Regions from separate parts of the Homo sapiens genome. Here region 1 is linked to region 2. The links are chromatin loops, found by intact Hi-C in ENCODE. Cell type or tissue: PC-9. All regions are shown on one strand.

Region 1 (2,500 bases), 320 kb after region 2:
CACAGTTAATAAGAGGTGGGACTGACTCCAAAGTTGTGTTTCTTCTCCATCACAAATACATTGCTCATGGTATGGTTCCCCAGCTCAGAAACTATCAGTGGTTCTCAGATGCAAGCAACATAAAGACCAGACCAGGGGTCAGCCACCTTCTCTGTGGAGGGTCAGATAATAAGTATTTTAGTCTCGAGGGCCATGATGGTTTCTGTCAGATCTGTTCAGCTATGTCTTTGTGGCAGTTATCAACAATATGTAATGAGTGGGCATGGCTGTGTTCCAGTAAAACTTCTTTATTTACAAAACAGGTGGCGGAATAGATTTGCAGGCCCCCTGACCTAGATGCTTGTTTGGCGTTGGAAGACTGCAACATTCCTGGCCCGTAGTCTAGTGATGCCCGGTGCAGCATTATCTTCTCTTAACTCCCTAGCCTTCAAGTGCCACGATTTAACTTCTTCGCCTTTGCTAGTGTGGTTTTTTTCTGAAACACTTTTCCTTCTCTCTGCTTTGCCAGATCATCATCCCTGCTCTGAGGGTCATTTAAGGTCTGTTGCTGTAGAACCTAACCACGTGTTGCAGTATTCAGTGCGTCAGCTGCTATAGGACTTTCTATCTTCCCTCTCACTTGCATATTTACATAGTAAGAAAGAGAGGACAGATACCAATTCTCTTGTATTTGTTCACAGCTGTCACAGTATACCATGGGTAAAACACATTAAAATTAAATATCTGTATCTTGATATCTCTTGTTTTCTTTACAGGGGGGACCTTCCTTGGAGCAGAGGTTTGAATCCTATTACAACTACTGCAATCTCTTCAACTACATTCTTAGTGAGTCTGAGATTTGGCCAAGAGGGTGTGTGTGGTTATGATGAGGTTCAGCATTGGCCTCCAGCTTTTTTTTTTTTTTTTTTAAATTAGCAGGATCTTAATGTGTAGGTGGGAAGAGGGGAGGTCTTGTGATTCATGGTCCTTTTAAGAGAGAAATTACAAAGCATTCTGCAGCCTACAGAATGGGCAGAGTCATTGCTTTGAATCTGACTTTTCTGTGATCTCCTGCACAGATGCCGATGGTCCTGCTCCCCTTGAACTACCCAACCAGTGGCTCTGGGATATTATCGATGAGTTCATCTACCAGGTATCTGGTCAGCTTCAGCCTAATTTGAAATAACTGGTCCATGCCAGGAATAGCTGTTACTATTGTTTGTGTAAAAAAGCTGCAGGGTGTAAAAATATCCCCATTGTAGTGTAAAATACCCCATGGCAGTAGACTCCAGTTTCAGCTGGCTTTCGGAAGAGGCAGGGAAGCCTAAGCACTCCAGATAGGAAGCTGGAAGTCGGATAAGTTCAGCTCCTGACCTTCATCAAGCTCTTACTAGACCTTGTTAGGTGGTCTGGTGGTAAGAACACAGGCTTCACAGGCTTTGGAGCGAGGTGGAAGTGGATTCTAACTTGGGTGCTGCCACCTGCTGGTAGCTCTGTAACAGTGATGTGCTATTTAAACTCAGAGCCTCACTTTCTTTACCCACACAATGGAAATGTTCTATTATCTTTTTTTTTTTAAGAGTCAGGGTCAGGCCGGGCGCGGTGACTCACGCCTGTAATCCTAGCACTTTGGGAGGCAGAGGCGGGCAGATCACGAGGTCAGGAGATCAAGACCATCCTGGCTAACACGGTGAAACCCCGTCTCTACTGAAAGTACAAAAAATTAGCCGGGCGTGGTGGCAGGCGCCTGTAGTCCCAGCTACTCAGTAGGCTGAGGCAGGAGAATGGCGTGAACCTAGGAGGCGGAGCTTGCAGTGAGCCAAGATCGTGCCACTGCACTCCAGCCTGGTAACAGTGCAAGACTCCATCTCAAAAAAAAAAAAGAAAGAGTCAGGGTCTCACTCTGTTGCTCAGGCTAGAGTGCAGTGATAATAGCTTACTGCAGCCTAGAACTCCTGGGTTCAAGTGATTTTCCCACCTCAGCCACCTGAGTAGCTGCCACTACAAGGCCCACACCAACTTACGTGGATATTTATATTACTGTAGAGACGAGGGTCTTGCTGTGTTGCCCATGCTGGTGTTGAACTCCTGGCCTCAAGTGAGCCTCTTGACTTGGCCTCCCAAAGTGAGCCACCATGCCTAGCCATCTATATCTTGATTGTGGTGGTGGTTACTTAAGTGTATGCTCGATCAGAATACAATAGAACATTTTCATCACAACAAGAATATCACCTACCTCAGGAGTTGCTGTTCAAGGTCGAATGAGAACTGTGCCAAATGCAAATAAAGTACAGCAGCTGTGTAGCCTGGGGGTAAAAGTCCAGGTTTTGCTGTTGCTGTTTACTGGCTTTTTTTTTTTTTTTGGAGATGGAGTCTGACTCTGTTACCCAGGCTGGAGTGCAGTGGCATTATCCCGGCTCACTGCAACCTCTGCCTCCCGGGTTCAAGCGATTCTCTTGTCTCAGCCTCCCCAGTAGCTGGGATTACAGGTGCCCACCACCACGCCCAGCTAATTTTTGTA
Region 2 (2,500 bases):
ACAGGGTCTCACTATGTTGCCCAGGCTGGTCTCGAAGCCCTGGCCTCAAGTGAACCTCCTGCCTTGGCTTCCCCAAAGTACTGGGATTACAGGCGTGAGCCACTGCGCCCAGCCAGCTGTTGTCTTTTAGAGGGGAACTGGAGGCCTACATAAAGTTGGTTTCGTTTTCTTTTGTTTTTTGAGACAGAGTCTCACTCCATCGCCCAGGCTGAAGTGCAGTGGCACAATCTTGGCTCACTGCAACCTCCACCTCCCCGGTTCAAGCAATTCTCCTGCCTCAGCCTCCCGAGTAGCTGGGATTACAGGCATGCACCACCACAGCCGGCTAATTTTTGTATTTTTAGTAGAGACAGGGTTTCACCATATTGGCCAGGCTGGTCTCAAACTCCTGACCTCAAGTGATCCGCCCACCGTGGCTTCCCAAAGGGCTGGGATTACAGGCGTGAGCCACTGCACTCAGCCCTACGTAAAGTTTTAACCCAGTTAAGTATATTTTTTAAATCACTAAATAGTTCACACATATGCAAATGTTTAGAGAAAAACAATGAACACCAAAATATTCAAAAAGACTAATGTTTGGAAAGTACTCAGAATTGTATTCCCCAAAAATTCATTCCCCCAAGACCCACAGGCCTCAGGGGTCTGCAGGTCTCTCTCAGGGCCAGAGACGGGGAAGGGGCCACCTGGCAAGGGCGGTCCTTGGCACCTTCCCCCCTTTACAGAAGAGGTGTAGAGATGAGGGTCTCACTATGTTGCCCAAGCTGGTCTCGAACTACTGGGCTCAAGCAATCCTCCTGCGTCAGCTTCCCAATAGCAGGACACCCTGAGAAGTCTGAAGGCTCACGCCCAGACCCACGCACAGGTCTAGTTTTGGTCCACAGCATGGCGTGGGTGTGGCTTTGGAGTTGGCGGCAGCTGAAGGCTGGGTGACGTTAGCAAGGTCTCAGCCTCAGTCTCCTTATCTGAAAAACTGGATAGTAATTCCCTCTTTATACTGCGGCCATGAAGAAGAGGGCTGATGTGGGTGGAGTGACTGGTGGGGCAGGCGCTCTGTAAGTGGCTGTCAGCAGGGCAGGGGCTGGGCTCAAGCCTGTGACCACACTGCTCCAAGCTGGACACACGGTGGCGCCCTCGTCCCACAGGTGCAGCACCAGTTCTAGCCTCTGGTGGCATCGGTTACTGGAGGGAGGGAGGGAAGAAGAGAGGAACGGAGTTATATTTGCAAACACACTGCCCACTCTGGGCCCTAGGGGTGGAAAAGTGAATGAGGACCACACAGTTCCTACTCAAGGAGGCTGGATTGGAGGGGCTGGGAGCCCCAAGGAGGAGAGGAACGTGGGAGAGGGCACTGCCTGGGGATTTTGCAGTGGGTTGACTGGTGGCCCCCCTGCAAAAGACACGTCCACCTGGGACCAGGGAATACAGTCTTATTTGAAAAAAGAGTCTTTGCGAATGTAATGAAGATAAGAATCTCGGCCGGGCGCGGTGGCTCACTCCTGTAATCCCAGCACTTTGGGAGGCTGAGGCTGGCGGATCACCTGAGGTCAGGAGCTCAAGACAAGCTTGACCAACACAGCGAAACCCCCTCTCTACTAAAAATATAAATAAAAAATTAGCCAGGCGTAGTGGCGGATGCCTGTAATTCCAGCTACTTGGGAGGCTGAGGCAGGAGAATCGCTTGAACCCGGGAGGAGAGGGTTGCAGTGAGACCAGATTGCACCATTGCACGCCAGCCTGGGTGACAAGAACGAAACTCCATCTTAAAAAAAAAAAAAAGTAAGGATCTCAAGATGAGATCGTCCTGGATTATCCGTGGGGGGCCAAATCCACTGACAAGTGTCCTTACAAGAAGAGAAGATGCTGACACAGAGGGAGCTACACGGAAATGTCGGCAGAGGCAGGAGCGAGGCTGCCATAAGGCAAGGACACCTGGAGCCACCAGAAGCGGGAAGAGGCAAGGAAGGATTCTCCCCTAGCACCTTCAGAGGGAGCGGGGCCCCTCCAACACCTTGATTTCAGACTTCTGGATTCCAGAACTAATCATTTTTGTTTGTTTGTTTTTCAGTGACAGGGTCTTGCTCTATTGCCCAGGCTGGAGTGCAGTGGTGTGATCATAGCTCACTGCAGCCTTGACCTCCTGGGCTCAAGCGATTCTCCCACCTCAGCCTCCCAAGTGGCTGGGACTCCCAGCTCACACCACCATGTCCAGCTAATTTTTTAAAGTTTTTTGTAGAGATGAGGGTCTCACTATGTTGCCCAAGCTGGTCTCGAACTACTGGGCTCAAGCGATCCTCCTGCGTTGGCTTCCCAAAGTGCTGGGATCACAGGCGAGAGCCCTGCACCTGGCGTGGAGAGAATAAATTTTTATTGTTTTAAGCCACCAAGATTGTGGTCATTTGTTACAGCTGCCACAGGAAACTAATAGAGATGTTTAAATTTTCTTCCTGCCACTCGGTTCACTGACTCCCACTCCTAATAGCCTACAGGATTGTGCCCAAGG

What was found. A loop is a pair of places that touch in the nucleus more often than their neighbours do. Peaks named below come from ENCODE experiments on the same cell type or tissue, not always from the same donor. Only the 100,000 strongest peaks of a DNase experiment are listed, where the experiment ranks them.
Region 1: it touches region 2 in a loop (12-fold over the local background); 13 of 110 quality-filtered maps call a loop at or near these places.

Annotation. Positions count from the first base shown.
Region 1 is chr22:37,862,214-37,864,713 of GRCh38, forward strand. EIF3L (eukaryotic translation initiation factor 3 subunit L) reads left to right here. Exons shown (of 13, transcript NM_016091.4): 6 at 756-825; 7 at 1,059-1,132. Among named protein-coding and RNA genes, the nearest start is that of EIF3L, 14 kb to the left of the region's middle. RefSeq lists an enhancer at 337-836. In PC-9, CTCF peaks have their summits at 1,454 (motif pointing left) and 1,656; a DNase peak (open chromatin) is centred at 1,498; H3K27ac peaks cover 491 bases.
Region 2 is chr22:37,537,874-37,540,373 of GRCh38, forward strand. No RefSeq gene overlaps it. Among named protein-coding and RNA genes, the nearest start is that of CARD10, 20 kb to the left of the region's middle. RefSeq lists enhancers at 75-284, 391-892, 893-1,392 and a silencer at 1,011-1,200. In PC-9, CTCF peaks have their summits at 1,163 (motif pointing right) and 1,362; a DNase peak (open chromatin) is centred at 1,138; H3K27ac peaks cover 473 bases.